4 separate regions of the Mus musculus genome follow, and regions 1, 3 and 4 are each linked to region 2. The links are chromatin loops, found by intact Hi-C in ENCODE. Cell type or tissue: left cerebral cortex. All regions are shown on one strand.

The links. Hi-C counts contacts between places; a loop is a spot of excess contacts. Peaks named below come from ENCODE experiments on the same cell type or tissue, not always from the same donor. Only the 100,000 strongest peaks of a DNase experiment are listed, where the experiment ranks them.
Region 1: a loop joins it to region 2, with 2.1 times the contacts of the local background. A loop is called at or near these places in 4 of 42 quality-filtered maps.
Region 3: a loop joins it to region 2, with 5 times the contacts of the local background. A loop is called at or near these places in 15 of 42 quality-filtered maps.
Region 4: a loop joins it to region 2, with 4 times the contacts of the local background. A loop is called at or near these places in 2 of 42 quality-filtered maps.

The regions. Positions count from the first base shown.
Region 1 is chr5:109,861,869-109,869,868 of GRCm38, forward strand. It overlaps AB010352 (cDNA sequence AB010352), which reads left to right and starts at 4,843. Exons shown (of 4, transcript NM_001378279.1): 1 at 4,843-4,944. The coding sequence starts at 4,942. Gm35089 (a long non-coding RNA gene) reads right to left here and starts at 4,752. Exons shown (of 3, transcript XR_389508.4): 1 at 4,455-4,752; 2 at 1,840-1,988. In left cerebral cortex, a CTCF peak has its summit at 4,670; DNase peaks (open chromatin) are centred at 4,797 and 5,374; H3K4me3 peaks cover 1,354 bases; H3K27ac peaks cover 1,029 bases.
Region 2 is chr5:109,555,051-109,563,050 of GRCm38, forward strand. Crlf2 (cytokine receptor-like factor 2) reads right to left here and starts at 3,943. Exons shown (of 8, transcript NM_016715.4): 1 at 3,755-3,943; 2 at 2,468-2,564; 3 at 1,951-2,117; 4 at 1,370-1,512; 5 at 969-1,131; 6 at 457-577; 7 at 223-307; 8 at 1-20. The coding sequence starts at 3,833. In left cerebral cortex, a CTCF peak has its summit at 4,063; DNase peaks (open chromatin) are centred at 426, 775, 2,275, 3,485 and 5 more places; H3K4me3 peaks cover 3,179 bases; H3K27ac peaks cover 2,869 bases.
Region 3 is chr5:110,092,300-110,100,299 of GRCm38, forward strand. It overlaps Gm35315, which reads right to left and starts at 2,499. Exons shown (of 6, transcript XM_017321231.2): 1 at 2,032-2,499; 2 at 608-697. The coding sequence starts at 2,034. Plcxd1 (phosphatidylinositol-specific phospholipase C, X domain containing 1) reads left to right here and starts at 7,670. Exons shown (of 8, transcript NM_207279.2): 1 at 7,670-7,720; 2 at 7,849-8,000. The coding sequence starts at 7,888. It also overlaps the pseudogene Gm46940. In left cerebral cortex, CTCF peaks have their summits at 3,165 and 7,635; DNase peaks (open chromatin) are centred at 2,173, 6,797, 7,582 and 7,950; H3K4me3 peaks cover 1,143 bases; H3K27ac peaks cover 1,478 bases.
Region 4 is chr5:109,747,959-109,755,958 of GRCm38, forward strand. It overlaps 4930522L14Rik, which reads right to left. Exons shown (of 3, transcript XM_011249625.2): 2 at 3,637-3,913. Among named protein-coding and RNA genes, the nearest start is that of 4930522L14Rik, 45 kb to the right of the region's middle. In left cerebral cortex, no CTCF peak of the experiment used is centred here; DNase peaks (open chromatin) are centred at 3,483, 3,824 and 4,015; H3K4me3 peaks cover 1,076 bases.

The DNA of each region.
Region 1 (8,000 bases), 310 kb after region 2:
GCCATCACTGGAAAGAGAGGCCCATTGGTCATGCATACTTTATATGCCCCAGTACAGGGGAACGCCAGGGCCACAAACTGGGAGTGGGTGGGTAGGGGAGTTGGGGAGTTGGGGGGAGGGTATGGGGGACTTTTGGGATAGCATTGGAAATGTAAATGAGGAAAATACCTAATAAAAAATATTTAAAAAGGAAAAAATAAACAAGAATGAGATCCTGGTGAAGAGACAGTGATTCTCACACCTCCTACCTCCAACAGTCTCTTTCACAACACCCACGCTCTGTGAACTCTGCTCTGCCTATGTGGAGACTGATGCCATGACATGTCACTGGCATGCCGGCTGCTGGTCTTTGTCTTATGTGTGAAAATCTTCAGTCATGAGGAACAGTTTTCTTCAAAATAGCATCCTCAGGAGGAACAGAAATGACGAGGCCCCACACCACTCCTACCATCAGTAATGGGCCTGTTCTCCACTGGCAGCCACACTGCCCTTCCTCCTTCCTGCCTGTGCTGGGTGATATCAGAAGAATCAAATGCATAAGTCTTTTCTCAGAAGATGAGATTTAAAGGATGTGGCTGAAAGAATAAGAGAAAAGTCTAGGCTAGACAAGCATCTACCACAAGTCCAGCATGGCAGTATAGGGCTTTAATTACTCTAGAATCTTCTTAAGTGTCACCTCTGCATTCTAAAGGACAGGGACAAAGGAAGAGACCTGTGGACATCTGAGCAAACTGTTTACTTAAGAAAGAATTTCTAGTTTTGAAGTCATACCTGCCCAGAAACATTCAGTCTGAACATTCTCCAGGCTGTGCCTCCCTCCACCTGCCTACCTGGACAATGGTTAACTATCACACACAGATTTTATTCCTACCTGTGGCAGTCTGAATGAAAGTGGCCCCCATTGGGCCACACCCGGCTTGTAGCTGTCTTGAGACACACACCAGAAGAAGGCATCAGATCCCATTACAGATGGTTTTGTGCCACCAGGTGGTTGCTGGGAATTCAACTCAGGACCTCTAGAAGAGCAGTCAGTGCTCTTAACTGCTGAGCCATCTCTCCAGCCTTGTTTTTACAAATTTTTATATTATTGAACTCATGGGCTTTTTCACAAGACCATGTGCTCCTTACCTATCTATGAAGTTATGTCTTCTGAGGCCTCTGGGTACCTCAATTTCATATTACAAACTGAAAATATCCTTTACCATTCCCTGAATCTTGCTGACCATTGTCCTGTCTGCTGCTGTTTCCATGTAAATAGCAGGTGGTGAGCTGCATTGAGACCCTGAGAGGGAAGGACTCCAACCCTCTTTCAAAGCACTGACCTGCCATTAAGTTCTGTCTTTTAACCTGTGTCTCATTCTGGGGAAAACAGATTCCTTTATGACATTAGTATTCATACAAAAGCATTTTACTTATTTTATTGTACTGTGGAAAACCAGTAAGTGTCACTATCTCATGTGGACATTAGATCATGTTATAATGTAACTCAGTGCAGATAGCCTACCTGTATGCAGGATACTGTCATGGGGTATTTTTCTATTTGATGGTGTTTAATGATTTAGGTTCTCAATAACTTAGGCTTGCCTACTAGCTATTTACTGACAAACAGAAAAAAGGGGGCTTAAATGTACTGTTAGGGCTCAAAATTTTTAGGTAGGGTAAGGAAATTTCTTTTACATAAGGCATCCTTTGTGATATTAAAAGTCACACAATTCTCTTTTTTTGCAAAATTTAACAAATATATGATGGTTGTAATCAGCACTGTAACCAATACCATATTGACGATGTTGATTCACATTCTTCTACTCTAGTCAAAAGTAAAATCTTTTCATTTCTTACCTATAGCTAATGATGGTGTGAAGAGCAGAATAGATATTTAATTGATAAATATTAAGTAGTTTCTCCTTTTTCTTCATCCATATGCTGTAATGTGTAAGGACAGAGTCGTTTTGCAAACATTCCAAACATGAAACATTCCACCTTCTTATCTTCAGAAAATATATAAAGAATAAAATTAAAGAAAAACATGGCATAAGTTCCTATACTCAGAGCAACCTGCTGCCAAGACATGGAAGGAAGCACAAAATGAACACAGTGGATCACAGAACATGATCTCTTAAGTAAATCTTTTAAAATTTGAAAGTGAAAATTTGTTTAGTTCTTAGAAAACATGAAATTAATGTTTGTCCCAAGGAAAAATGACTACCTTGCCTTTTTAAGCTAAAAGAAAGATTAAAGGTAATTCCAATTTAAAAAACACTATATTTTCAGAGCAAAGATGTGCTAGCACACATCTGCAGTGCTGTAGAGTATAGAGATAAGGGGATCTTATCTGGACAGCTTTGTGCATGTCCTGGACCTCTTATACAACCTCAGTCCCACTGTGTCAGGAGCCATAATGGGACAAGCTAATAACTAGCAGGTGATCATCCTGAAGTGTCCTGCCTCGGATTATTATATAATCTTTGACAGGTGAGCCCTCACTAAGCAAGGCTGTGTGGGACTCATTTTAGGAAAGTTTCCTGCTATTAATATGCTTTTCCTGTTATTAATAAACATATGTAACTACCACTAAGTAGCAGCACATCCCTCTGGAGCAGATCTCTGCAGAGCCACGGAGATGCACTATCTTGTAGAGATGCTGTATAGACAAATAGATAACTAAAGTCTTAATGATGATCCTATAATAATTCCTAAAATTATATTTGTGATTATTAAGCTCTTTTATAATGGGACTACTATTAGGTCCTTTTCTGATCATCAATGTTTCAATGAGAACTCTCCCAGACTCTCAAGTGTCACCAGGTCATTGTTCATAGATAGTAACCAGACTTTCTCCTACTCAGAGCACAGTTCAAGAGGTTGTAAAACAATTTTAAAAAGGTCATAAAAAGGGAACTGATGATTTATTGTAGGTGCTAGGACAGAAGATAGAATACTGACTGGGTTTATCTATACAGAACTTCACTTATAACTTAGTCATGGTTTTAAACCTTCATTGAACCTGTGGAGCTGAGACAGGTGATGGATGTTTGCTAGGTAATCACTCCTAATGGATATGCATGTAAACATTCTCTGTTGTAAACTTCTATTTCAGTTTATGATTTGATTTTCTGTGTGAACTTTTGATGAACTTTTAACATGTGATCATGTATGCTGAATGATGTTTAAGGGCTGAGGACAAAGAGTCAGAACTGAGGGACTGGGGTGAGAGGAACAGAGGTGAGAAGAACTGAGCTGAGAGAGGAACTGAGCTGAGGAGAAGTTTTTAGACAGAACACTTTTTAGGTTAGAAGGAGAATGCAGAATGGAGTAGCTTAGAAATTATAGGTAACATAAAATACTAAGAGAGCAATGTGCAGAATGCAGAGGGAAAGAGGAGAAAAGAAGATGTCCCAGGGAGCAGAAGGAGCAGGCAGTCTTCTCCTAACCATGGGACAGAACAGGTGCCATGGTAAGAACAAGGCAGGTTTAATCTTACTAAAAGAAACAAAGCTTTTTTTCTATACAAACATGGGTTTAATTTATTTAGCATTAAAAAGGTAGAAGCCTTTTCTTTCTCTATGTAATAAAGATTGGAACACATTTTTTTTTTTTTCATCCAGATTGAGTGAATCCTTGCTGCGCCCATGCTTGGTCTTTTGCTCCATATGCATATGTAAGTATGGATGTGTGTGTAAGTATAAAATTGTGAGAATGTCTGCTTGTGTGTGTGTAAGTATGTAATTGTGAGAATGCATGAAAGCTGGGCCCAGCTGGGTTTGAATAAAAATGAATAAATGAGCATGAATGAAGCTCAATATGAATTTATGTGAGATTATGCATATTTGCTTATGTAAAAGTTTTTCCTTCTTAGAGTGTTATTCTCTTCTCCTGGTTCAATAGAAGTCTACTGCTCCAAACTCCCTCCCAGCAGGAGGCATCTGGACAATAGGGCAAAGGGTCTAGCAATTAATCCTTTACTTAATCTCCTGCTGTTTTAGGATGAGGTGCTGAGTGCCAGAAACTGTGATTTCTGGCCTCAGAGGATCACAGAAGGCAGGTCAGCTACAACAGCATAGTAACTTAGACTTAGATAAGTAAACATTTTATTATACAGCAACCCTAAATTTTCGGTGAGACAAAGTCTTACCCTAGAATCTCAAAAGACAAAAGTCTTTCCCTCAGCCTACTCTTCCCCCTCCGCTTCCTCAATAAGACCAAAACCAAAAAAGAAGAAACACCCCACGCTGGGGCTGGCCCACTGCATAACTGCATCCTTTTAAACTGATTATTAAGATTGAAGCAAAAATAAATTACACTATGACTATAACAAACCAGAAATTAATAAGCCTATTAATTTCTATAAACTATTGTTTCCCCAAATCTCTCTTTAATTGTTAATACCCTTCCGCTTATGGGACAGATTGATAACTCCCCTGCAAGTTGAGTAATGGGCTATGCAAGCTCCCTACCTTGATTCAAGGAGGAAGAAGGCAAACAGCCTACTGAGGGAAGCTGTGGCTGAAGTTAGGCCCTGGTGATGACAGGGTCACTGCCCACCTAGGGGAGGAGCAAGCGGCTGAGCAGTGGCAGGTGGAGTGGTGGGGCTTCCCTGCGGTTGCGCGGGGAGACAGATGGGTAGGATATCTGAGGACTCGCACTAGTACTACAGAAATGCAGATCCCCGTAGATCTGGAAGAGGTTGGGCCCTGGACAGAAGCTTGGGCTGAGAACCTCTACACTGTGTACCTTCAGCACACTCTAACCCTAGGGGAGGTACTCGCGTCACTCAAGACTTACTGGCCAATCAGAGCCTTTAGGCGAACCTGCCAGTCAGAAGGGAAGGCGGGGTTTCCGGGTGCCTTGGTGCCGGTTTCGCTTAGTAGCTGAGCAGGCTGTGCTCTCTGTCCTGCCGCTGGATGCTGTGGAGGGTGTTAAGGCAAGCTTCGAAGTTGCGACATGGTGAGTACAAGGTCACTGAAAACAATGGGGAGAAGCAGGGGTCTGAGCAGCGCGAGCTGCTGCGGTGGGTCTTTCCCGGGACTCAGTGGGAATCTGCAACCATGTGTGAGGTCCCCTGAGGTCCTAGCCACTCGCGGGACCCAGCTATAGCCTCTGAATAACTTCACTGTGTGGGATGCATCTGTGCAGAGCATTTGGCCTGTGTGTAGAAAGATCTTTGGCTTGATCCCAAACTCAGAGAGTCCTAGTTTCTACAAGTTCTGTTGTTAGCATTTGACATTAAGGTGGACAATCCATTTGGAGTTAATTTTGTGGAGGTTGTGTGCTGGGTAGCAATCCAATATCAAGCTGTGATGTAAAAGTGCAGGATTGATGATGTAAAGGATTTACTAAAGCTTAGCGGATAGTAAGGCACTCCAAGTAGAATTTAGCTGAGGGTGCACTGCATGTAACACATCCCACAGATAAGTAATGTGCTAACCAGGGCATTTAGAGTATAGGTTACTAGGATACACATGCTTGTTCACCAGGATTGCCCAGATATATGGTTCCAAACCATAACAAAGGAAACAAACTTGATTTACAGCAAGCATCTAGGCCCATCTCCATATCAAAGAGCAGGCCTCTAACCAGCTGCTCAATGAGGCATTACAGGATCACAATCTACAGTAAGGCCTGGTGTGCCATAAAGGTTCTGTTTTCTTCTTGAGAAAAGCATAGTTCTGACACATTGGCAAGATGACACATAGTGACAGCCATGTGAAAGGGGGAAAAAGAAAAGAGAAGAAAACTTTTGTATTATTGAGTACTGGCCTGATCAAGCTGTAATTTCCCTGAGGTCCCCATGTCTGGAGCAGGACACAGCTCCTTCTGAAACCCAGGAACATGCTTGGCTGAGCCAGTCACAGCCTGGGGCCTACTCAACTGGGTCCTTGGGAGCTTACCCTGAGGCCCTGGGTATAGAGATAAAACCAGGGCCTTTTCTAAAATCAGGAATACACTTGGGAGAGCTGGTAATGGTCTGGGCCCAGGGCCTTTGGGAGGAGTTGAATCAGATTCTGAGAGCACAACTTCCCACCATATGGGGCTGTGGTTATCAGTTCCAAGGCCACTAGAAGTTTGGTCAGAAATGTTTTTGAGAAACCCTGAGTTGTCCCTTGTGCAGCAGTGTTTGATTAGCCTTCTCCTGAGTGTGTCCCATTGTCTGATGTTTCTGTAAACTTCATACTTTCTTCATCTTTCTGCTGACTTCAGAGGTGTCTCCCATCTCCTCCCTTTTCCCTCATGTCAATCGTGTACAAGATGGTATTCTTAAGAAGCTGACTTAGCATAAGCCATAGCTTGTGTAAGACCTCCCCACCCCAGCAGAGAATGCTCTGGGGCCTCTGTTTGTAAGTGGGACCAGTAGTAGCTGGAGGGATCAGAAATGTACCAGTTAGGGGTCACTATGGGTTATTTTTGTGGGAGTTGTGAAGTCTGTGTTTATTCCATTTGTATACACATGCAGTCATGGGTAATATTGATCATGTTTACATTTTTCCTGGCTGAGTTTCCTTAGGTCTTTTGATGGAAACTTGACTATAATTTGGGGCTTATGTTCTTGGCTTTTTTCTCTACATCTCATTTTTTCACGAATGTTGTAAAGCTTTGGATTGTTGTAGTTCTGTGATAAGTACGGATAGAATTTACATTGTGCTGAAAGGCTTACTATTTCTTCATCACCCTAGTGACAATTCTGAGGGTTTTTTTTTTTTTTTTTTAACATGGCAGATAGCTTTGGAATCAGCTTTTCTGTTAGGAGTTTTCTTTAGATTGTTTTGAATTTATGCTGCAAATTAGAAATACCCAACATCCCTTTTATTTTTGAAAACCTCCCTATAATGGTGTTTTTTACAGTTGTAAGTATGTGAAACTGAAAATGATGTGAAATCATATACAAAGCTATAGAAAGAGGACTTTAGCATAGACTTTAGGGACACAATACGTTGTTAGGGTTACATAAATGATATCTCACTAAGTGTAACTTAATTGAGAAAACAAAAAGAGTGAAAATAAGACATCGTCCAGAATTGAACAATGAATATGAATGTGGTACAGGATTGTGTATTAGGAATAAACTCTGAAAGCAGTAGGTTGGGATTTTCCATAGATGTCAACTAAAATTAGTTAAGACCACGTTGTGTTATAGTTGATGTAAAATTTTACTTATTTTAATATATATATTCTCATACATTTGGACATAGCACCTACTCCCAAGCAACCCCATTCTACCGAGTCCTCATAACAATGACAGAATTGCCATGGATCCCAGCAGTTTTCTCAGTATAGTTTCCATGCACTTGAAATTAGTTTAAAGAAGAACCAGAATTCTCATGTTCATTGCAGTTGTATTATGGTAGCCTAAATATGAGAATTACCTCAGTGCTCATTTGTTGAGGACAAGCTAGGTGCCTCAAGGTGACATTGTGCTAAAGGAAAGAAGACAATAGTGAAAGTTAAAGGATTAAGTTCTTGTAAAGACTCTCACAGTCAGTGCTCTATTGGTCATAAAAACGACATGTAATTACCGCTTAAGCACTGTTGACCCATTCCTTTTCCCATATAATTTTAATCTTTCGTGCACCCTTATTGTCAGATGGGTATGAGGACTTGAGCCATCTTGTCTTTCTGCAGGTAGCAGTGGAAAATGAAGAGAGACCATTCAGCTCAGTCAGTCAACAGGATCTCAAGGGAGAGCGAGGATTGAAAAGAAGACAGACAACCCTGTAACATGACTCCAGCCAGTGCTGAGGCTGAAGCAGGTCTATTTTTCTCAAGCCTGCTTTTATACCATTTTAAGTACATGCCAATAATATGGTCAGTTCTAGGTCAAGGAATACACAAGCTAATAAGCAAAGTCCAGGAATCATAGTTTTAAGGGGCTTATCAGCAGGACTTAGATAACTCCTTGGCTGAGTTTACCTGGAGCTTTGTATTAGCCCAAATGTAACTATTCTATTCTGAGCCTACTTCCTAAGTCCTAGCCCAAAGTCAGATTCCTACCTGAGCCTACTTCC
Region 2 (8,000 bases):
TGGGCGTCCGCAATCCAGGCCTGCAGCGAAAGGGGTTGTGTGTGTGGAGGGGGGGGGTGGAGGGAAGGGGGTGGGGGGAGGGGGAGGGGAGCGGTGCCTGGAGTCAGGCAGTGGCCCGTGACGCCTGTCACTCCCATCATCCCCCTGCCTCATGCCCTCACTCTCCGGGGACAGGAAGTGACCCCCCACAGCGATCCTGACCCCCCCCCCCCCCCCGCGCACCTGGAAGTTCCCGTGATGCTTCTCAAAGAGTCCAGGGAAGGAGCCGCTGGGGTCAGGGACGCAGGGCAGCAGCGCATCTTTCACCCTGGGGTTCAGGGTCAGGGGTCAGGGTTCACCTGACACCCCCATGCCATGCCCCCGACCCGAACATGACGTCATCACAGTGGTGACGTCATCGCCGTAGACATCGCAATTACCCCACCATGACCCCATGACTCCTCGGAGACCCCTCACCTGCGAAGCCTCAGGGCGGCCAGGAGCAGGGACAGTGTCAGCAGCGCTGCTAGGCCGCAGCCCAGGGGCAGGAGGGGCGGGGCCAGGGCCGGGGATGGGGCGGGGCTTGCGGTACAGGAGGCTAGGGGGGGAAGGTGGGCGGCGCAGGGGTCACCTGTGAGTCGAGTGGCGTGGTGACATCACCAGGGGCACCGCCCACTGCCCGGCAGTCATCCGGGTCACCAATGATGTCATCGCCACCACGCCCACCCACCTGTCAAGCATCCAGGAGCCGATGAGTTCATCTTACCCAGACCCCAACCACCACCCGCCTGTCAGTCACCCAAGTGCACAGGATAATGTCACTGATGATGTAACCCTCGATCACTTCCAAGCCCCGCCCATTCGCTTATCAATCATCCCTGGTATCAATGACGTCATCGCAGGTCACGCCCACCCGTCTTTCAGTCACCCAGGCCCTGCCAACCACCCACCCGCAGTGAAGCCTTGACAACCCCAGGCCAAGCCCTCACCCGCGGATGCTGCCCCGGAAAGCCTTGTCACCGCTGTCCACTCGCTAGGCTGCGCCTCCAGGCCATAGTGCGCGGCCCGGGGCGACGCCCGAACCCGGAAGTCATAGCAGCGTACGGGGTCGAGCCCGCCCACTGTCAAGTCACAGCAGGGCCCTGAGGTCGTCTGCGGAGAGGGGGGGGTTGTAGGGGGTCGGAGGTCACTGGAGGGTTCAGAGGTCACAGTTTGGGGCCAGAGGCGAGAGAGGTCGGGCTGAGGCGGGAAGGATTCAAATGTCATGGGTGGGGTCAAAGGCCATGCATCTATTGTTAGGGTTGGAAAACGCAGTGTGCGGGGGCAGGAGGTCGCAGGTGGGGTCAGAGGTCACGGAGGGGCCGGCCCTGCCCCCCATGAATTCACTCGCCTGCCAGGCGTCCTCATCGTCATTGCTCTCCCGGTGCTGCACCTCGTAGTCCAGGCCCAGGTAGGAGTGGGCAGGCCAGGAGACAGTCACGTCCCCGTCTGGTGTCCAGAGCAGCGTCACATTCCAAGGTGGGCGGGGCTTCACTGCGGTGGGGAAGGTGGGGGTGGGAGGAGCTGCTGTGACCTCATTTGGCTTAATCCACACCCACCGAGAGTCTGGGTGTTGTGGCGGTGACATCACTTTCTGTCCCACCCCCGCCTGTTTCATGAAGGCCATGCCCATCGGGATGAGGGAAGGGGCGCACTTCAGAGAGCAGGACACGCCTACTTCCCATTCCTAAGAACCACTTTCTGTCTATGCTCCGCCCACCGGAGTCCAAAGGCGCAGCTGTGACATCATCAGAGCACTGCCTAACCCCTGGAGCCCAATTCCGGTATCAAAGACCAACTTCCCGTCTAAGCGCCGCCCAGTTCCTGTTTGCCCCACTCAGTGGGAGTTGAAGAGACATCATCAGGCAACTTCCTGCGTACTTCCGCCCAAGGCCCCGCCCCCTCCCTCCATGTCACGCCCACACCACTCACGCCAGGCGGACGCGCGCTGCCTAGCCTTAAACACCATGGCCCCGCCTCCGTCGCGCAGTGCCAGCTCCAGCAGCCCCGCCCTCGCCGCGGGGAGGATGCACCCGGAAGTGACACCAGCGCCGGACAGGAAATATCGCGGGCAGGGTTGCAGGGCGCCAGTGCCATAACTGCAGAGTCGGGGATTAAGGGGGAAGGATCAGCTGGATGGGAAGTGATGGACCAGAAGTCCCGCCCACGAGCATCTGAATTTCAACACCTCAAACAGAAAGTGATGGGCAGAAAGGAAGTACCGCTCCTTCCTGTCATTCATCAGAGTCTGAAAGGAAGTACCGTCCCTAATCATTTGTCAATCATTAATTAGACAGGAAGTCCCGCCCACTCTTTCAGGCGTTTAAAAGAATGAACAGCAAGTGAGTGAAGAGGAATGAGAGGAAATCCCGCCCCCTCCCATATATCATTCAATGATTCCGACAGGAAGTCACAGACCAGAAGTTCTGCCCCGCCCCCCTTCACTCACCGGAACTCCAGGCTCAAGTTGGCGCCGTGGTGGTCGGGGCCCGAGCCCCACGTGACCTCCACCGTCTCCAGGTCATGGCAGACGACTGTGACATCACCTGCGGGGGCAGGGCGGGGATCAGGGGAGCAGCCCGTGACGTCAGCGCGTTCCAGAAGAGCCATCGCAGCCATTTCCCTGACTCAGACCCTTGGCTAGGGCGCTGGGAGCAGGCCGGGCCTCATTTGCATATGCACTAGGCAGGGGAAGACAGAGGAAGACATTCTGGCTCGTACGCAAATATAGGGAATGAATATGTAAACGAGAGGCCCAAGAACTGTAGCGGTGGGCGACACCTCATTTGCATATTCACAAACAGAGAAAAGGAAAAGGATTGGGGGCTCATGAATATGGAAAGCGCTTCTCGAATATGCAAATGAGCAGCTAGCAAGTCGGAGCCTCATTTGAATATACATGATCGCAAAGAAAGCGGTAGGGAAGCGGGGCTCACCACTATGCAAAGCGACCAATGGATACACAAATGAGCAGGCAGTGAACCAGAGTGGAGATGGACTGGGGAAGCATTCTTTGCATATTCATGAGGGGAAAAGGATGGAAGACTTTGTGGCTGGTGCATATGAGAATAGCAGTATATGATGAGGAGCGGGCAGATTCAATTTCGGAGATCTGAGGTCTCATCTGCATATTCATGATCAGGGACGTTGGAGCAAGACGTTGAGGCTTGTGCATATGTAAATCGTGGGGAAAATATGCAAATGCATAGTGATCCATATGGACAGGGCATCAATTCTATATTCATGAGGGGATGGAAGACAGAAATACATCGCTCATGAATATGTGTATCTCCCGATGGATATGCAAATGAGAAGCGATGAGTGAGAACTCGGTAGGGGCGAAGCGTTATTTGCATATAAGCGGGAAAGCTGTATATGAATATGCAAAGAAGGAGCGGCCCAGAGGCCTTATTTGCATATTCAGGAGGAGGAGCGAGATTGTGGCGGCAGCACTATGCTAATGAGGTCAAGGCGGGGTTTAGGTCTCATTTGCATATTACTGAGGAGAAAGCGCCGAGCGTAGGGGGGGAGGGCGGGGCTCATGCATACGCAAAGATCAAAATGAATATGCAAACGAAGCGCTATCCGATCGCCCTTAGGAGGGCCAGAGGCCTTATTTGCATATTCATGATGGGACGAAAAGCAATGATGGGACGAAAAGCAACTTGGTAGCTCTTGCTCGGGCCCCGCCCACCGCGGCGATTGACAGGCAGCCCCGCCCCCGCTCACTCCTCACCCCGTGACGTCACCGCCGCCGCCGCCGCTGCCGCCGCAAGGAGCCGAGGCAGGAGGATGACCGCGAGTGCCCATGCCATGTCGCCGGCGGGGCCGCGGACGCTGCAGTGATTGACAGCTGGTTCGGTCCGAGCCGGTCCGAGTCGAGGGCGCCCAGGCCGCTTAGAGCCGAAAACGGGAAGCCGGGGGCGGGGGTTGGGGCGACGGGGCGGGGCCACGGCAATAAACGGATGCGGCGACTCACCGACATGGGCGTGGCCCGGCTTCCTCTTCCCATCAATCACCCGGATAGGGGGAAGCGGGGGGGGGGCGGGGGGGGGGGGGTGGACTCCGCGTGCGCCCCGACCACGCCCCTCGCGGCCTGTCCCCGCCCCCAAACCTCCAAGGCCCCGCCCCCGCCCATCTAATCTGCCCGGCTCTTGTGGTGCTTTTTAAGGCTTACTTGTAAATAATAAAAATTGTGTGTCTTTTATCCAAAAACAGAAGGGAGGTGTTGCTCCCATATGTCTGTTCCTCTCTACTTCTTTGTTCTGTCATTTGGTTGCACATTGACCTCACCAAGATGGAGGTGGCTGGCCATCGTGTGACTTTCTGTTCCAGGTCACTTCTGCTTCTCCCTTTCCCAGTCTCTAGGTGGCCCAGCACAAAAGTAAATCGCTTTGTTGAAACTTAAATGGTATGTAAATATTAGATAATAGTGAACATATCTTTTTCTTTGTCTTAACAAAAGTCGTACTTAATCATACAAAGATTTTAAGTAATATACAAATTTGAACTTACAAACAGGGCAGCACTGTGCATTGTTACACCAATTACTAAAGTTTGGTGGAAAATGGTTTCATTCATAAGGACACAAACCTGAAGATGTTGAGAACCGGGGATCTCAATTGAGAAATGGCTACCATCATATTGACCTGTGGTTTTGTGAGTAAGCCATGTACTTAATTAATGATTAATATAAGGTTACCCTACTTTCTGTGAACAGTGACACCTCTAGGTGCGTTGTTCTTGTGATTTTGAGGCCAGCCTGGTCTACAAAGTGAGTTCCAGGACAGCCAGGGCTACACAGAGAAACCCTGTCTCAAAAAACCAAAAAAAAAAAAAAAAAAAGAAAGAAAAGAAAGAAAGAAAGAAAAAAGAAAGGGCACTGCAGCCCTTCCAGTCGGCACCAGCTCCGGGTCACCTTGTGCACAAACTCTGCAGACGGTCCCATGGTCCCCAGAGGACTCTCCACACAATCTTAGGATCACTGGTGAGTGGAACAAAACATCTGTTCCTGCTGCAGACAAACCTCAATTGGGTCATCGATCTGCAGGGAACGAGGTTCCAGTACTTACAGGCAAGCAAGGAGTTGGCATGGATAACAAATAAATATGGACACAAGGGAGTGTGTATCTGGATTATTTTCTCAAAGCAAGCACCAGTCTTTTTGTTTGGTTGGTTTTTGTTTTTTGATTTTTTTTCGAGACAGGGTTTCTTTGTATAGCCCTGGCTGTCCTGGAACTCACTTTGTAGACCAAGCTGGCCTCAAACTCAGAAATCCACCTGCCTCTGCCTCCCCAGTGCTGGGATTAGAGGCGTGTGCCACCACGCTCAGCACCAGTCTTATAATACAGAAGAAAAACAAGAAAGCTGATGGATACATTCATCAAGGTACACTGTTTCTTAACACAAAACAAAGAAAATGCATACATAAAAAGATGGCGGGAGCCAGGCAGTGTTTACAACTGAGAATAGGAACAACCCTAATTAAGATCAGCTAAACACAGGAGCCAGGTGAATGCTCTGATGCAATGCTAGTCTATTGTTAAACCCACCACCAGGGCTCCTTTAGTAAATACCTGATTATCCTATTCCTCTGGGCCTAGTGAACAACTTGCACCAGGGGAATTCCATTTTACTAACCCTTTCATGAATAATACCGCAACCCACCTATTTCCTAGGCCATTGTGTATTCCTGTTTATGGATGTGACTTGGCTATTGTTTTAAGTAATTACTATGCAGACTAGCCTTGAGCTTTTCTAGCTCTGTTCTAGTAAATAGTAATGCCTGATTATTTTCACTGTCTCTACTAGAGGTAAATTTGAATGTTACTGAATAGGAAACATTCTTACTGAATTGCAAGCTCAGGGTAGGCTTCAAGGACTTTCTAGGACATTGGAACACTGGTAGAGGCTTATCTATATGTCAAAATCAATCCTTAAAGGCACTTAAAACAATACAGAAAGAAAGCACAGGGATCCATACACCAGACTAACTCGGGGACAGGTTTTGAGTGTATGTGCTATGGGAATGCCAAGGTTCCAGGAGGCTAAGTTTCCGTAAAACTCTTTGCCTCATGACTGCTTCCAGGCTTTTAGGCCTGTCATGCAGACTTCACTGGAGTGGATGTAGCATGTTCCAAAACAATCTTGATGGGCCTGTGACAGCAGGAGCAAGGACACAGGAGCCCTGACTGACCAGCGGTCGGGTTCCTTCTGATAGGTGCTGGTATACCTTGGTTTCAAACACACCAGACAGCCCTATGGTCCCCAGAGGAGACACCACTTCCAGGCACTGTAACGCGACCAGGATCTTAGGATTCCAGGATCCCAGGATAACAGGAGCTTGGTCACACCAGGATCTCAGGCTCTCAGAGGAAGCTTGACTGCCAAGAACTCTGACACACCCAGAATCTCAGGTCTACAGGAGCCCAAAATCATAGAGAAAGCTGGACTCTGAGGAGTCCTGAATCAACCGGGATTATAGGAAGGACAGGCTCCAATCAGATATACTGAGGGCAGCAAGCACTTGAGATAATCAGATGGCAGAAGGCAAGCATAAGAACAGAAGAACAAAAACCAACATTACTTGGCATCATCAGAACCAAACTCTCCCACCATAGCAAGTCCTGGATACACCATCACACCAGAAAAGCAAGATATGGATCTAAAGTCACTTCCCATGATGATGGTGGAGGACTTTAAGAAGGAAATAAATAACTCCCTTAAAGAAATACAGGAAAACTCAGGTAAACAGCTAGAAGCCCTTAAACAGGAAACACAAAAATCCCTTAAAGAGTTACAGGAAAACACTACCAAGCAGGTGATGGAATTGAACAAAACCATCCAGGATCTAAAAATGGGAGTAGTACTACTTTTAATATTCTATCTTTGTTTTGTGCATTTGGTGTTTTGATTATTATGTGTTGGGAGGAATTTCTTTTCTGCTTCAGTCTATTTGGAGTTCTGTAGGCTTCTTGAATGTTCATGGTTATGTCTTTCTTTAGGGAAGTTTTCTTCTATAATTTTGTTGGAGATATTTACTGGTCCTTTAAGTTGATAATCTTCATTCTCATCTATACCTATTATCCTTAGGTTTGGTCTTCTCATTATGTCCTGAATTTCCTGGGTGTTTTGAGTTAGGATATTTTTGCACTTTGCATTTTTTTTTATTTTTGTGTCCATGTTTTCTATGGAATGTTCTGCAGCTAAGATTCTCTCTTCTATCACTTGTATTCTGTTATTAATACTTGCATCTATGGCTCATGACTTCTTTCCTAGGATTTGTTGTTGTTGTTGTTGTTGTTTCAAGACAGGGTTTCTCTGTATAGCCTAGGCTGTCCTGGAACTCACTTTCTAGACCAGGCTGGCCTTGAACCCAGAAATCCACCTGCCTCTGCCTCCTGAGCGCTGGAATTAAAAGGCATGTGCCAACACGCCCGGCTTTCCTAGGATTTCTTTCTACAGTGTTGTCTCCCTTTGTGATTTCTTTATTGTTTCTATTTCCATTTTTAGATCCTGGATGGTTTTGTTTAATTCCATCACCTGTTTGGTTGTGTTTTCCTGTAATTCTTTAAGGGCTTTTTTTTTGTTTCCTCTTTAAGGACTTCTACCTGTTTAGCTGTGTTCTCCTGTATTTCTTTAAGGGAGTTATTAATGTCCTTTATAAAATAGTCTACCAGCATCATGAGATATGATTTTAAATCCGAAGCTTGCTTTTCCGGTGTGTCGGGGTATCCAGGACTTGCTATGGTGGGAGTACTGGGTTCTGATGATGCCAAGTAGTCTTGGTTTCTGTTGGTAAGATTCTTACATTTGTTTTTTGCCGTCTGTTAATCTCTGGTTTTAAGATGTTCCAGCTGTCTCTGGCTGGAGCTTGTTCCTCCTGTAAGTCTGTTAGCCTGTGTCAGCACTCCTGGGTGACAAGCTCTCTCCTGGCAAAACCAGTGCAAGAGGGCTACAGGACAGCCCCACCTCGTGGCTAC
Region 3 (8,000 bases), 540 kb after region 2:
CCTTGTTTCTCTCCTATCTAGTGGTAGGGGGGTTGAAACTAAGGGCCATTGGGGGTGGATTAAGGGTGGAGAAAAAAAAAGAAACCATAAAGTAGCAATGACCAGCTAGGTTGGTTAATGCTAATAGAGGAGCCAGCCTAGGACAGATTTTGCATTCCACATATGCTGTCACCCTTAAGTCTCTTTTAGGTTCAGGTTCCAGGTTAGGTTTTGAACAACTTAAATACAGACTGGAGACTGCAAGTCTAGCCACTAAGACACATGGGAAATTTACACAGCAAGAGGAAGGTCCCAGACGATGAAAAACATAGGAGAAGAACGTAGAAAGTATAAAAGCTGGGGTGGGGAGGTCTTGCACAAGCTGTGTCTTATGCTAAGTAAGCTTCCTAAGAAGAATAACATCAGGCTGGAGAGATGGCTCAGAGGTTAAGAGCACTGACTGCTCTTCCAAAGGCCCTGAGTTCAATTCCCAGCAACCACGTGGTGGCTCACAACCATCCATAATAGAATCTGATATCCTCTTCTGGTGTGTGTCTGAGACAGCTATAGTGTACAAATGTATATTAAATAAATACGTTTTTAAAAGAAAAAAGAATACCCTACTTACATGGGGGAAATGGAAGGAAACAGGAGACTTCTGTGAAGTCAGCAGAAGCATCATCGAATGGGACGCACTCAGGTGAAGTCTAAACAAACACTGCTGCGCGAGGGGAACTCAATGTAAATCAGAAACACTACTGACCAAGCCTCTAGTGGCCTTGGAATTGATAACCACAGCCCCATATGGTGGGAAGTTGTGCTCTCAGAATCTGATTCAACCCCTCCCAAAGGCCCTGCCCCACACCATTACCACCAGCTCCTAAGCACATTCCAGGTTTTAGAGAAGGAGCCCTGTTTTCTCTATACCCAGGGCCTCAGGGAAAGCTCCCAAGGACTAGGCCTTAAATTGTGACTGGCTCTGCCAAGCATGTTCCTGGGTTTCAGAAGGAGTTGTGTCATTCTCCGTACACGTGGACTTCAGAGAAAGAAAGCCTTACTTGATCAGGCCAGCATTCAACACAACAGTGGTGTTTGTTTGTTTGTTTGTTTTTGTTTTTTTGGTTTTCGAGACAGGGTTTCTCTGTGTAGCCCTGGCTGTCCTGGAATTCACTTTGTAGACCAGGTTGGCCTTGAACTCAGAAATGGGCCTGCCTCTGCCTCCTGAGTTTGTTTCTTAAACTTTTCAAATGTCTGTCACCAGGTGTCATCTTGCCCATGTGGCAAAACTATGCTTTTCTCAAGAAAAAAACTGAAACTTTATGGCACACTAGGCCCTAATTAACATTGGTTATGATCCTGTAATGCCCCATTAAGCAGCTGGTTAGAGGCCTGCTCTTTGATATGGGGATGGGATTGGTGGCTGGTTGTAAATCAGGGTTGTTTCCTTTATTATGGTTTGGAGCCATATTTCTGGACAATCCTGGTGAATAAACATGTGTATCCTAACATCCTAATTTCTAACAGGCCTGGTTAGCATATTATTCATCTATGGGATGTGTTAAATGCAGTCCACCCTTAGATAAATTCTACTTAGAGTGCCTTACTATCTCCTAAGCTTTAGTAAATCCTTTACATCATCAATCCTGTACTTTTACATCACAGATTGATATTGGATTGCTACCCAGCACACAACCTCCACAAAATTAACTCCAAATGGATTGTCCACCTTAATGTCAAATGCTAACAACAGAACTTGTAGAAACTAGGACTCTCTGAGTTTGGGATCAAGCTAAAGATCTTTTTACACACAAGCCACTATTTCAAATGCTCTTCGCAGATGCAGTCCCCACAATGAAGTTATTCAGAGGCTTGGTCTAGCAATTGTCTAGGACCACAAGGGACCTCATAGGTGGCCGCACCTGACCTCATAGGTGGCCCCATCTGGCGGCCCGGGCGGGGGGGAGGGGGGGCAGGGAGGCGGGAACCCACACAGCAGCTCCCACTGCCCAGCCCCTTGCTCCTCCCGGTTGTTGGCAGTGACCCTGTGCTCACCATGCCGCAACTTTAAAGCTTGCCAGAGCGCGAGTCACAGCATCCAGAGTCAGAACAGAGGACCATTCAAGCCTGCTCAGCTACTAAGAGGAACCCTCCGCGTGGCTCGCAGAAGAACCCGCCTCCTCTTCTGACTGGCACGCCCGAAGGCTTTGATTGGCCAGTGATTCTTGAGTGACATGAGAATCTCTCTTAGGGTTAGAGTGTGCGGAAGAGACGCGATAAAGAGGTTCTCAGCCCAGGCTTCCAGTCCGGGGCCCGACCTTTTCCAGATCTACCGAGATATGCATTTATGTAACACTTGTGCCTGTCCTCCAATAGCCTACCCATCTGTCTCTCTGCGCAGCCCCAGAGAGGATTCCACCTACCACTGCTCAGCAGCCCGCTCCTCCCCTCTGTGGGCAGTGACCCTGTGCTCACCAGGTTCTGACTTCAGCCTGAGCTCCCCTCACAGCACTCAGTTGGTTCTTTCCCTTCTTACTCCGGAATCAAGGTAGATAGCTTGCATAGCCCATTACTCAATTTGCAGGGGAGTTATCAATCTGCCCAAGTGGAAGGGTGCCCAGGATATTAGCAATTAAAGAGAGATTTTAGGAAACAAGATGTTTGTTTTGTGGCTGGGACAAGCGGCTGAAATGCGCACTGAATAGCAAAGCTGGCCGGACCTATCCCAGAACTCTGCATTCTCCACCTGTTACAGGGCATGGCTGGCATACCCTGCTTTGTACCCTGAACTTTCCAGCCCAAGGGCCAGGTTTTCCCTCCACCAGAAGCTCTTTCTATGTAATCCAGACATTTTGTGCTCTTTGTCTCGGTTTCTCTGTCTCTGTGTCTCCCTCTCCCCCTCTCCCTCCCTCCCCTTCCCTTTTCCTCTCTCCACTTTTCTTCTTTCTCTCTTACCCCTCCCCATGCCCTGCATTTTTCTCTGCCTGTTTGCCTTTCTTGCTTTTTCTCTCTTTCTCCCCACACCCCTCCTCATTCTCCCTCCCCATAACGACTTCTCTGACCTCCTTGGGACTAGTGAGTCCACTAGAGAGCTGCCCTCAATAAACCTGCAAATACTCCAGTTAGACTTGGGTTGTGTCCTTCATGCTGGGCTTAGTTAAACTGCAGCTAGTTTATCACCACTAGGTGTGAGAACCCTGGGAGAAAAACAAGAAATGGATGACAAACCCTTTGGCGCAATATTGTTAGCCAGCACACCTTCCTCCGTGGGAAGGTGAACACACATTCACACGCAGAGCTGTATTAGTAAAGGTTCTCAGACGAGCAGACCTGATAGGATGAATCTATGTATGTACAAAGTGGATTTATGTCGGGCGTGGTGGCGCACGCCTTTAATCCTAGCACTCAGGAGGCAGAGGCAGGCGGATTTCTGAGTTCGAGGCCAGCTTGGTCTACAAAGTGAGTTCCAGGACAGCCAGGGCTATACAGAGGAAACCCTGCCTCGAACAAACAAACAAAACACACACACAAGTGGATTTCTTAGAATAATTTCCCGGCTGTGGTCCAGCTAGTCTATCTAATAGTGGTTTAGTCTGTGTCTCAGCTGGCCTTCAGTATATACCAGATTTCTGAAGTCGATTCCTGTTACTAATATGCTTTTCCTGTTATTATTATATTCATAATCACTAGGTATTAGTCCACCCTTTAAAGCAAATCTCTGCAGATCTACGAAGATGTACTGTCTTGTAGTGTTGTTGTAGTGATTCTATATAGACAAATAGATGACTTCTTAATTCTTAATGATGATCCTATAACAATTCCTAAAATTAGTGGGACTGCTATTAGGTCCTTTCTAATAGTCAAAACTGCAATGAGAAGAAAAAAAAAAAAAAAGCTGAGCATGGTGGCACACACCTTTAATCCCAGTACTTGGGAGGCAGAGGCAGGCGGATTTCTGAGTTCAAGGCCAGCCTGGTCTACAGCATGAGTTCCAGGACAGCCAGGGCTACACAGAGAAACCCTGTCTCAAAAAACAAAACAAAACAAAACAAACGAACAAACAAAAAACTGCAATGAGAACTTTGCCAGTCTCTGTCACCAATCACTTGCTTTTACTACTCAGAGCACATTTCAAGAGGTTGTAAAACCAAAGGTCATAAAAAGGGAACTAACAATTTATTATAGGTGCTAAGAGAGAGGATAAAATATTGACTGGGTTTATCTATACAAAACTTCACTAATAACTTAGTTATGGTTTTAAACCTTCAGTGAACCTGTGGAGCTGAGACAGGTGATGGATGTCTAGCCAGATAATCACTCCTAATGGATATGCATGTAAACATTCTCTGTTGTAAACTTCTATTTCAATTTATGATTTAAATTATGCATAAACTTGTGATGAACTTTTTTTAGCATGCGATCATGTGTTCTGAAAGATGTCTAAGTGCTGAGGACAGAGAAACATAACCGACCTGAGGAGAACCTTTTAGACAGAACGGGTTTTTTTTTTGTTTTTGTTTTTTTAACAGACAAAGGCTTGTTTTATTTTAATGACTGATCTAAGTGAGGCCACAGCCAGGCCACTATGTACAGACACGAGGCGAGGGAAGCTTTATTTCTTGGTCTCCTCCTCCTTGGACAGAGTCTTGGTGATCTCTTCCTTCTCACCTGGAGGCGCGCGTGCTTCTTAGTCTTAGACCTGCGAGCCTCAGCCTGGTCAGCCAGGAGCTTCTTGTGGGCCTTGTCTGCCTTCAGCTTGTGGATGTGCTCATGAGAATCCACTTGTTTTTGAATACATTCCCTTTGACCTTCAGGTACAGGCTGTGATACATATGGTGGTCAATCTTCTTAGATTCCCGGTATCTCCTGAGAAGCCCACGTAGGATCCTCATCCTTCTCATCCAGGTCACCTTCTCTGGCATCCTAGCGTTGGCAGTACCGTTCCTCTTCCCTATGCCCATATGCCTGCCCTTCCGTCGGGCCAAGGTGTTCTTCCGGCAGCGAGCCCTGGAACGGACAGTCACAGGCTTCTGGATGATCAGCCCAGTTTTGATCGGCTTCCTGATCTGCTGACAGGAGCTGGCATTGGCGATTTCATAGGTCTCATTGGGGTCCAACCAGACTTTCTTTTTCCCTCAGCGGAGGACACTAGAGGCAAGCCTCTTCTGTAGCCTGAGCATACTCATGGCTGCAGACGCAGCAGCGAAAAGAAAGAGTGACAGAATGCTTTTTAGTCAGACCTGAACAGAACTTTTTAGAACAGAACTGAGGATAATTTTTTAGTTAGGACAGGAGAAAACTTTTTTTTTGACAGAACTGAACTCAAGAAGAACTTAGAAGAAAAGGCATAGCATAGGGGAAAAAAGGCATTGAGAGTAAGAGTATTATTGTGACATCAGAGCAGGAGGAGAGAGCAAGGTTAGGAGGATACAGAGTGGAATAACTTAGAAACTGTAAGGTAACATAAAAAAAAACAAAAACAAAAACAAAAACTAAGAGAACAATGCGCAGAATGCAGAGGGAGAGAGGAAAAAAAAAGATGTCGCAGAGAGCAGAAGGAGCAGGCAGGCTTCTCCTTATCAGGGTTTCTCTGTGTAATCCTGGCTGTCCTGGAACTCACTCTGTAGACCAGGCTGGCCTTCCGCCTGCCTCTGCCTCCCAAGTGCTGGGATTAAAGGTGTGCACCACCACTGCCCGGCAGGTCTTTTCTTAATAACAAGGCAGGCTTAGTCTTACTAAAGGAACAAAACTTTCTTCTTACAAACTTGGGTTTAGTTCGTTTACCAGTAAAAGGGTAGATGCTCCTCCTCTTTCAGGAATAACATCAGCAGCTCCTTCAAGCCTCCTATGCCACCAACTGAGGCAACTTCTCTTTCCAAGGAACTTCAGCCCTGGTCCTGGCTCAAGACAGAAGGACCCACCTCTACATTCTGGGCCAGATGTTTGTGCTTAATGCAAGACGCAGTACAGTTTTTTGCTTTACTGAGAGCTGGGCATGGAGGCCCGAAACAATATATCTCGTTAATGGCCTTGGTTTTTGTCTAGCCTTCACTGCCGTTATCCAGGCTCCAGGCTGTGAGACCAGGATGGCTTTACAGGACCACTTCCAGAGAACCCAGCCCATAGCATTCCATAGGTGGGCAGCACCTGAAGTTCCCCAACAAGGTGGGGGCATGACTAGAGGCGGTTGTCCCCATTGACCAGAGTCCTTCTTGGGGACCTTCATTCCCGATTGTCTAAATGGTCTGGGAGATGCTCCTGGGAAAGGTGGAAGTCTTCAAATGGCTGCTGGTATCTGGCTTCAAAGGACCCTTCCTAGGCTGGACATGGAACAACTGACTAACCCAAACCCTAACCTTCCTGAAAGCACAGGAGGTCAGCTGAGAGTACAGGACATCTGCTGGGTACACAGGACACCTGCTGAGGGTACAGGACACCTTCTGGGGCACAGGAGACCTGTAGAGGGCACAGAACACCTACAGATTTCACAGGAGTCCTGCACTGGACCTGCCGGGTCAGAGAATACCTATGAGGGGACTAGACACCTACTAAGGCCCAGGGGACCTGCACTGGGCTCGGGGATACCTGCTGAGGGCACAGGACAAGTGGGTCTCAGGTGTAACCGCCTGCGGCCACACTAACTGGGTTCCTGAGTGGGAGGTCCGAGCTGTACGGAGAGAAATAATGGAGGCCAAGACATGTTTCTGTTCAAGGCCCCCAAGTTTACTAAGAGTCTGTGCTTATAAAGTGGGGAGGCCCACCCACTGCAGATCTATTCTTGATGCCCATTGCCAGCCTGTGCCATCTGCTGCACAGAACTGGTTTGGCAAGTAGGTGTAAATTACTGGATTGCTTGAAGTCTCCATCTCAAGGGCCTCTCAGCAGGTAGCAGTGTCTTGGAGTAGAGCAGAGGCAGGTGGCAGAACAATACAGCCCTCTAAGTCAGAAGGCTCCACCCCAGGTGGTCTCGTACTCAGTGGCAGCAAGGTCTGAATCAGCCTGCTTCAAGGCTGGGGGAGGTTACACTCAGGAAGCACTCAGGGGTTCCCTTGTAACATACAGGGGACTGCTTCCCTGGTTTACCATCAGCAGAGCTCTTAAGTCCTGCACAGGCCTTGGCAGGTGAAGGGGGGAGGGACTGAAAAAGGGAGGGAGGGAGAGAGGAAGGGAGGGTTGCTGGAGGCAGTGACAACCACCCAGTCCTAGACCTCTGGTGGGGGATCCTGCAGAGCCCGGGGGGGGGGGGGGGGAGGGGTAAACAGAAAAGTCTGTGAACCTTTGTGGCATGCGGGGAGCTCCTAGGCAATTCCTGGAACCCCAGGCTCAGGTCCCCCCTGTGCCCCAGTCCACACTTGCCTCTGAGCCCATCCTTCTCCAGCCTGTGTCCCTCCCCAGGCTCGAATTCCTGAAAGAGGAGGAGGAGGGGGAGGAGGAGGAGGAGAAGGAGCCTTGCTGGGCCAGGGAAACAAAAGTTTACCATCCTGTGGCTTTAAAACCACAGCTGGTTAGGATGAAAAGAGTAGATGCCTGGCAGTTTGGCTCTGGAGCCAGGGCAGAGGAATGCAGGGCCTGTAAGGGCTTGACCCTGGAAGGGAAGACCCATCACAGAGCCTTTGGGAACAGCAGCTCCTTGTGGTAGGTTAGAAGAGAGGTTGAACCCTTATTAAAAGTAGATTTCAAAAAAGGTTATGCCTACACACGCATGACTTAACTGCGCTGGCAGTGGAGTCTGATCTGGTGCTTGGTAAGAGAGGGGAAGGGACAAGGGAGGGAGGGAGTCCTCGGGACACGGTGCCTCAGTTTCCCCTCGCCCCAGCTGCCTCGGTGGCCCCCTCCCTTCTAGCTGCCTCAGTTTTCCCCTCTGTATCTCAGATGCTAGCCTGCCCGGCCTGCCAGGATTATGGCTGAAGAATGAGCCAGTCAGAGTTGGTCCCCACCCCACCCCTAATGCAGGGACTAGAGCCGAGCAGGGTAGGAAGAGTGGGTGAAGTCTGCCGCTCAGTGCATAAGAACGTGTTGACCGT
Region 4 (8,000 bases), 190 kb after region 2:
AGGGCACTGCCGCACCTAATACCCACTAGAGATCTCACACAAACCCAGCCCCAATGAGCCCACACACAAACCAAGGTTGAAGAATAATTTAATGTCTGCTTCCTGCCACATGGATTATAGCACATGATGTAGAATCTGCCCTAGCCACCTGCACACCACCATGCACACTTAAGAATCCTCTGCATCTCAGAAACTCCTTGGCGACCCTGGAACTGAATTTCCCTGAATCACTCCAGTCATTGTGACTGGTGATAGTGGAGAGGAAAAAGGATTTTAATCAAAGATGGCCAAAGGAGGATCCCCATAACCTCATCTCTACCAGTTTCTAAACTATTTGTAAAATTTATCACACAAAACTGAATTTGCAATGAAATGTTCAGAACCTCTACAAACCAGATTTTCAGTTTTGAAATTCATCTTCTGCACACCAAAAGCACTGCTTGTGTGTGCACAGTGGGCAGTGAGATTATAAGCAACACAGCTGCCTATGGCCAGAACTGCAGAACCTCCTCCTCCCCAGGAAATCCACACAGAGGCCAAGGCCTTTTGCCCAGGTTACCACATGTACCAAAAGAAACACAGTCTGGTTCACAGTCCATCACAGTCCAATAAGATTGTTTAGTCAACCTATTCTTCCTGGTGGCTGCCACAATCACAATGGCAAGGCTTGTGGTCTCCCTCACAGCTCTCTGATGAACTGCATCAGAGGAGAATTATGGAAAGGACCTGCAAGCTACTCCTCCTGATTCCTAGACTGCCCAGAGGACAGTAGCAGCTCTCCTACTGGAGAAGTAGAGATGAAATGACTCAGACAGCACAGGCCTTCCAGCTCTCCCCTTCCAGCCCACCCTAGGGGCAGACAGAGCCCTAGTATGGTAAGTTTGTATTTTATTAGAATCTTCTACTCTCCCAGGTGGGGAGAGTTCTTGGGACCGCTTCTAGGAAAAAATGGCAAGAATATTTGGCACTGGGCTAGGTCAAGGAAGTAAGCTCAAAAAAAGTACAGCTGAGGAATGTGTTCCTCATATCTTGTCATACCTTGATCATCTTGATAAGACTCTGAATACATCGACCGGGGAACTTTGTTTACTCTCTTTTTCTTACATTTCTACTTTGTTTATGCCTTAGAACTGACCCTACTCTTTGTTTGTATCCAGGCAGTCAAGGTGGGTCAGGGTCTGTTGGCAGATTTCCCAGTCTGATGAGGCATGGAATGATAAGAGGAGGTATACCTGAGGCTCAAGGGAGGTGCCTCTGGAAAAGTACGGATAGTCTGTGTATATTTCAGGAAATTGTTTCTGTTAGCTTGTGGCTTTGCTTTCCAAGGTTCTGTGGGGTATAAAAAGACTATGAAACATAAACTCAAGGCTGGTGGTTGCTGCTGGTGCTGCTGCAGCAGTATTAGCCAGCAGTTCTCCCAAATCTAACTCTTGGCTTTGCATCTTCCTTCTACCTCCTATTTTGTTCCTTGCTCCCCCATCAGAGACTGTTTGACTCATGCTGGGGCGTCCAGTACAAGGACAGAAACTCCACTCAAGGATCTCTTTCTCCTCCGTCCCTGTTTCTCTCCTGTCTGCTGTTAGGGGGTGAAACAGTTGCGGGGGTCACGGAAGGGGGTTAAGGGAGGGGAAAAAGAAGACACCATAAAGTAGCAAAGACCAGCTACACTGATTAAGGCTAAAGAGGAGCCAGACTAGGATGGATTTTGCATTCCACATATGCTGCCACCCTTAAGTCTCTTCTAGGTTCAGGTTCCAGGTTAAGTTTTGAACAACTTAAATACAGACTGGAGACTGTAAGTCTAGCCACTAAGACACATGGGAAATTTGCACAGCAAGCATATTCCAGGATCATTTCTTAAGGACACCAGTGCCCTACCACAGCAGGTTAGTGACAGTGTCCTAAGTGGAAGGTTCCAGATGATGAAAAACATCAGAAAAGGAAAAGTATAAAAGCTGGGGTGGGGAGGTCTTACACAAGCTATGGCTTATGCTAAGTCAGCTTCTTAAGAATACCATCTTGTACACAGTTGACATGAGGGAAAGGGAAGGAGATGGGAGACACCTCTGAAGTCAGCAGAAAGATGAAGAAAGTATGAAGTCTGCAGAAACATCAGACAATGGGACACACTCAGGAGAAGGCTAATCAAACACTGCTGCACAAGTGAAAACTCAATGGTTCTCAAAAACATTTCTGACCAAACGTCTAGTGGCCTTGGAACTGATAACCACAGCCCCATATGGTGGGAAGTTGTGCTCTCAGTATCTGATTCAACCCCTCCCAAAGGCCCTGCCCCAGACCATTCCCAGCTCCCAAGCACATTCCAGGTTTTAGAGAAGGAGCTCTGCAAATGCACCCAAGAGGAGGAGATGTCAGGGAAGAGTCAGACTCGGGGCTGAAATCAAACAATAGAAACAAATAGAACTATATACAGAATCAACAAGACCTGGAGCTGTTTCTTTGAGAAAATCAACTAGATAAACCAGACTCACCAGAGGGCACAGAGACAGTATCCTAATTAATAAAATCAGAAAAATAAAATCAGAAATGTAAAAGGAGGATATAACAGTGAAATATATCTTAAAATAATTATTCTCTTTTAAAAATATTAACAATTGAAAATATTAAAAATGTTCTACAAAACAAAAACAAAAAACGAAGTAAAGGAGCCCTGTTTTCTCTCTATACCCAGGGCCTCAGGGAAAGCTCCCAAGGACTAGGCCCAGGCTGTGAATGGCTCTGCCAAGCTTGTTCCTGGGTTTCAGAAGGAGCTGTGTCCTGCTCCAGACAAGGGGACCTCAGGGAAAGTGTAGCTGGATCAGGCCTACACACAATGCAATGGTTGTGGGTTTTTTGTTTTCTTTTCTTTTCTTTTGTTTTTTTAAGTTTTCAAATGGTTGTCACTAGTGTGGCAGAACTATGCTTTTCTCAAGAAGAAAACTGAACCTTATGGCACAAGAGGCCTTGCTGTTGGTTGTGATCCTGTAATGCCCCATTGAGCTGCTGGTTAGAGGCCTGCTCTTTGATAAGGAGATGGGCCTAGTGTCAGATTATAAATCGTTTGTTTCCTTTGTTATGATTTCTGGACAATGCTGGTGAACAAGCATGTGTATCCTAGCATCCTAACCTCTAACTGCCCTGGCTGGCATAGTACTTATCTGTGAGGTGTGAGGCAGTCCTCCCTCAGCTAAATTCTACTTGGAGTGCCTTACTATTTATTTCCTAAGCTTTACTAAATCCTTTACATCATCAATTCTACTCTTTAACATCACAGCTTGACATTGAATTGCTACCCAGCACAAGAGATGCCTTTTACAACCTCCACAAAATGAACTCCAAATGGATTGTCCACCTTAATCTCAAGTGCTAAGAACAGAACTTGTAGAAAGTCGGACTCTCTGAGTTTGGGATCACGCCAAAGATCTCTCTACACACAAGCCAAATGCTCGGCACAGATGCAGCCCCCACAGTGAAGTTATTCAGACGCTACAGCTGGGTCACGCGAGTGGCTAGGACCTCAGGGGACCTCACAGGTGGCCGCAGATTCCCAAGCAGTTTCGGGAAAGACCCACCCCAGCAGTTTGCGCCGCTCAGACCCCGGTTTCTCCCCATTGTTTTCAGTGACCCTGTACTCACCATGTCGCAACTTCGGAGCTTGACTGAGCACCCTAAACAGCATTCAGTGGCATGACAGAGAGCAGTGAACAGGGGACAAATCAAGTCAGCTCCGCAACTAAGCAAAACAGGCGCCACTGCACCCGGAAAAACCCGCCTTCCTTTTGATTTGCAGTTCCGCCGAGAGACTCTGATTGGCCAACAAGTCTTGAGTGACTGGAGCACCTCCCTTAGGGTTAGAGTGTGCTGAAGGTACGCGGTGTAGAGGTTCTCAGCCCAACAAGCTGCAAGTCCAGACCTGCAGGGATTTCCAATTCTGTAGTATTTGTGTCGATCCTCCAATAGGCTACCGATCTGTCTCCCCGCGCAGCCCCAGGGAGGCCTCACCACTCCCCTGCCATTGCTCTGCCGCTTGCTCCTCCCCTAGGTAGGCAGTGACCCTATGATCGCCAGGGCCTGATGTCAGCCAGAGCTTCCCTCACTCACTAGGTTGTTTGCCTTCTTCCTCCTTGAATCAAGGTAGGGAGCTTGCATAGCCCATTCATTACTCAACCTGCAGGGGATTTATCAATCTGTCCCACAAGCGAAAAGGTGCCCAGAATATTAACAATTAAATTGTGTCATGGGCAAACAATAGTTCTGTTTTCTTGCTGTTGGGATTCAGACCCAGGATCAGAGGCTGATCTGCATATTACTAACACACCAAAGGAGCCATCCACCTGCCTTGAGCAAACTGGGTTTATCTGAAACAGGAACTGGAAATGAATAGGTATTGGGGTGAGAGAAGAATGAAGCCAAGCAAAGGTTCTGATTAAGGCTCAAAGTTTAATAATAAGGTTTGCGTTTATAAAGGGAAAACCTACAAAACCCATCCCCCTCTTCAGCTGCAGTATGTTGTAGAGCAATGTCAGTGCAGGCAGCCAAAACAGCTAAGTTCCCATGAGAACCTGCACCTCAACAAAGACAGATGTCTCTGTCCTGGGTTGTCATGGCGAATGTTCAAGGTCTGCTTAGTCTGCCCAAGGCTGGGAAGGTTAGAGCTGGGCCTCCAGGTTCTCCCAGCACTCCTCAGTCTCCACCTGTTACAGGGCAAGGTTGACAGACCCCACCTTGTACCTTGAACTCCCAGCCCAGCGGCCAGGCTTTCCCTTCCTAGAAGCCCTTTCTACATAATCCAGACATTTTGTACTCTTTGTCTCTCTGTTTCTCTGTCTCGATCTCTCTCCCCTTTCTTCCCTCTCCAGTCTTTCTCCCTCCTTCTCCCTCCACTTCCCCTCCCAATCCCTACTCCCCTGCATTTTTCTCTCCCAGCTAGCCTTGCTGGCTTTTTCTCCCCACCTCTGCTCCTTATTCTCCCACCCCATAACTTCTCTGACCTCCTTGGGACCAGTGAACTCTCTACTTCCTTGGGATCAGTGAATCCTCTAGAGAGCTACCCCTAATAAACCGGAAAATACTCTAATTTCACTTGGGTCGTGTCCTTCAGGCTGGGCTTAGGTAAAGTGCAGCTAGTTTTCAGCTGGTAGGTATGTGAACCCTGGGAGACAAACAGGAACCAGATAACAAACCTGTGGAGCACTGCTGTTAGCCAGCACACCTTCCTCCGTGGGAAGGTGAACACACATTCGCACATAGAACTGTATTAGTGAAGGTTCTCTAGATGAACAGACCTGATAGGAGGAATCTAGGTATGTACAAAGTGGATTTATTGGAATATTTCACAGGCTGTAGTCCAACTAGTCCAACGATGGCTAACTTAGCACGTGTAGGAGTAGGAAACCTAGATGTGAACGTATCCAGACTCCTTCAATAAAATCCCAGTGCTTCCTTTCTTGAAGGAAATCTCTGCCTTGGAATTGACTCCTATTCTCACCTTGCTGACCGGGGAGGGGGGCGGCATCTTTCTCAGTTCTTTCATCTTGTCCTGCATTTAGGCTTTTCCTATAGTCAAACTGACTACATGTGGAATTAACTAAAACTGAAAGATTTTGGGTACTGAGGAGGGTTTTTTTTATTATAGCTTTTTGAACTGTGAAAACACTTCTTTAATTTGGATTTTTTTTTTGAGGTGATAAGACCCCCCTTTACTCTAGGCCACAGCTTCTGGTGGCAGCCTACATAGAGAAAGGACACTGAAGATGGGAGCTGGTTCTCTTTGTCTACTTACCTTACATCTGGCTAACAACTTCCTTCCTTCCTTTTCTCCTGCTTCTTCTTCTTCTTCTTCTTCTTTTTTTTTTTTTTTTTTTTTTGTGTTTGAGACAGGGTTTCTCTGTGTAGCCTTGGCTGTCCTGGAACTCACTCTGTAGACCAGGCTGGCCTCGAACTCAGAAATCCACATGCCTCTGCCTCCCAAGTGCTGGGATTAAAGGCGTGCCACCACTGCCTGCTTGCTTTCTTTCTTCTCTCTCTCTCTCTCTCTCTCTCTCTCTTTCTTTCTTTCTTTCATTCTTTCTTTTCCTGGCATTAAAAATCCAACTTCATTGAAACTCCAGTATATACTGAAGACTGAGACATCCAACCACATTTACTGAACCACACTGGATTCTTCAACTTTCCATTGGTAGACAGCTGCTGTTAGACTGTGAGATATTAAGATAAATTCACTTTCAACATGCATACAGAGATTCATTCTATCAGTTCTGTTCATCAAGCGAATCTTTACTAAAATAGCTGTGTGTGTGCACAGGTTTTTGTTTTTCATCCTTCCCACTGAGAAAGATGTGCCAGCTAACAATAGTGCTCCACAGTGTTTGTCATTTGTTTCCTGCTTTTCTCCCAGCTTGTCTCAGACCTACCAGGGGAAAAGTAGCTGTAGTTTGCCTGAACCCAGCATGAAGGCACAAAACAAAACTCTTGTTTCCTAAAACCCCTCTGTAATTGATAATATTCTGGGCACCCTTCTCCTGTGAGACAGATTAATAACGCCACTACAACTTGAGTACTGGGCTATGCAAGCCATCTACCTTGATTCCCAGAGGAAGAAGTGTCTATTAAGTGCAGGGAGGGGAGCTCAGGCAACCTCTGAAGTCTCCACCTGGTAACACAAGGCCACTGCACACAAAGGGGAGAAGCAGGCAACTAACTGAGCAGTGGAAGCTGGAGTGTTGAGTCCTCCCTGTGGCTGGGTGAGAAGACAGATGGGTGGACAGTTGGAGGGCAGTCACAAGTGCTACTGAAAAGCAAATCTCTGTAGAGAAAGAAAAGGTCTGACTTGGTCAGGAAACACTATGCTGTGTCCCTTCAGCACACTCTAACTCTAAGGGAGGTGTTCAAGACTCACTGGCTAGTCAGGGCCTCCAGGCAGACCTGCCAGGCAGACTAGGTGTGGTGTTCTCCTGGATGCCATGTTGCAGGTTCAGTCCTGTGGCTGAGTAGGCTTGAATGGTACTGTGAGAGATGCCCTGAATGCTGATGTTGGGTGATGGGAAGTGAGTTCAGGCAAGCTCTGAAATTGGGGAGTGGTTAGCACACACTCACTGTCCACAGTCGGGAAGAGCAGCTGGGTAGGCATGGGGAGCTGGTGTGTTGGGTCCTCCCTGGGGCTGGGTGGGAAACTGGTGAGTTGTGGCTGCCTGGGAGGTCTTTTGTGGTTCTAACAATTCTCAGGAACCAGAGGTGGCCTCTGAATAACTTCACTTATTGGGGGCTGAGTCTGTACAAAGCATTTCCATCAGCGGCTCGTGTGTAGAAACATCCTTGACAGGATACCAACCTAGAGAGGCCTAGTTTCTCTAGTGTCTTTTAAAAGTTCTGTGCTTAGCATTTGACATTTAGGTGTAAGATCCATTTGGAGTTAATTTGTGGAGGTTGTAAAAGGCATCTCATGTATTGGGTAGCAATCCAATCTTAAACTCTGATGTGGAAGAGTATAATCAGTGATGGAAAGGATTTACCAATTCTTAGGAGATGGTAAGGTAGAATTTAGATGAGGGAGAACTGCCTCTAGAACATCCCACAGGTAAGTAGTATGCTAACCAAGCCTGTTAGAGATTAAGATACTAGGATACAGATGTTTGTTCACCAGGACTGTTCCTAAATTTGGCTCTAAATCATGATAAAGGATATACCCCTTATTTACAACCAGCTACCAGGCCAATCCTCATATTAAAGAGCAGGCCTCTAACAAGCTGCTCAATGGGACATTACAGGATCACAAGCAACAGTAAGGCTTGGTGAGCCATAAAGGTCTAATTTTCTTGAGAAATGCATAGTTCTGCCACATGGGCAAGATCACACTGGTCTTGAAAGTCTATGAAAAAAAGACAAAACTGTTGTGTTGAGGGCTGGCCTAATCAAGCATACTTTTCTCTGAGGCCCTCATATATGATGAATGATAGCTTTTTCTCAAACCCAGGAACAAGCTTGGCAGAACCAGTAACAAT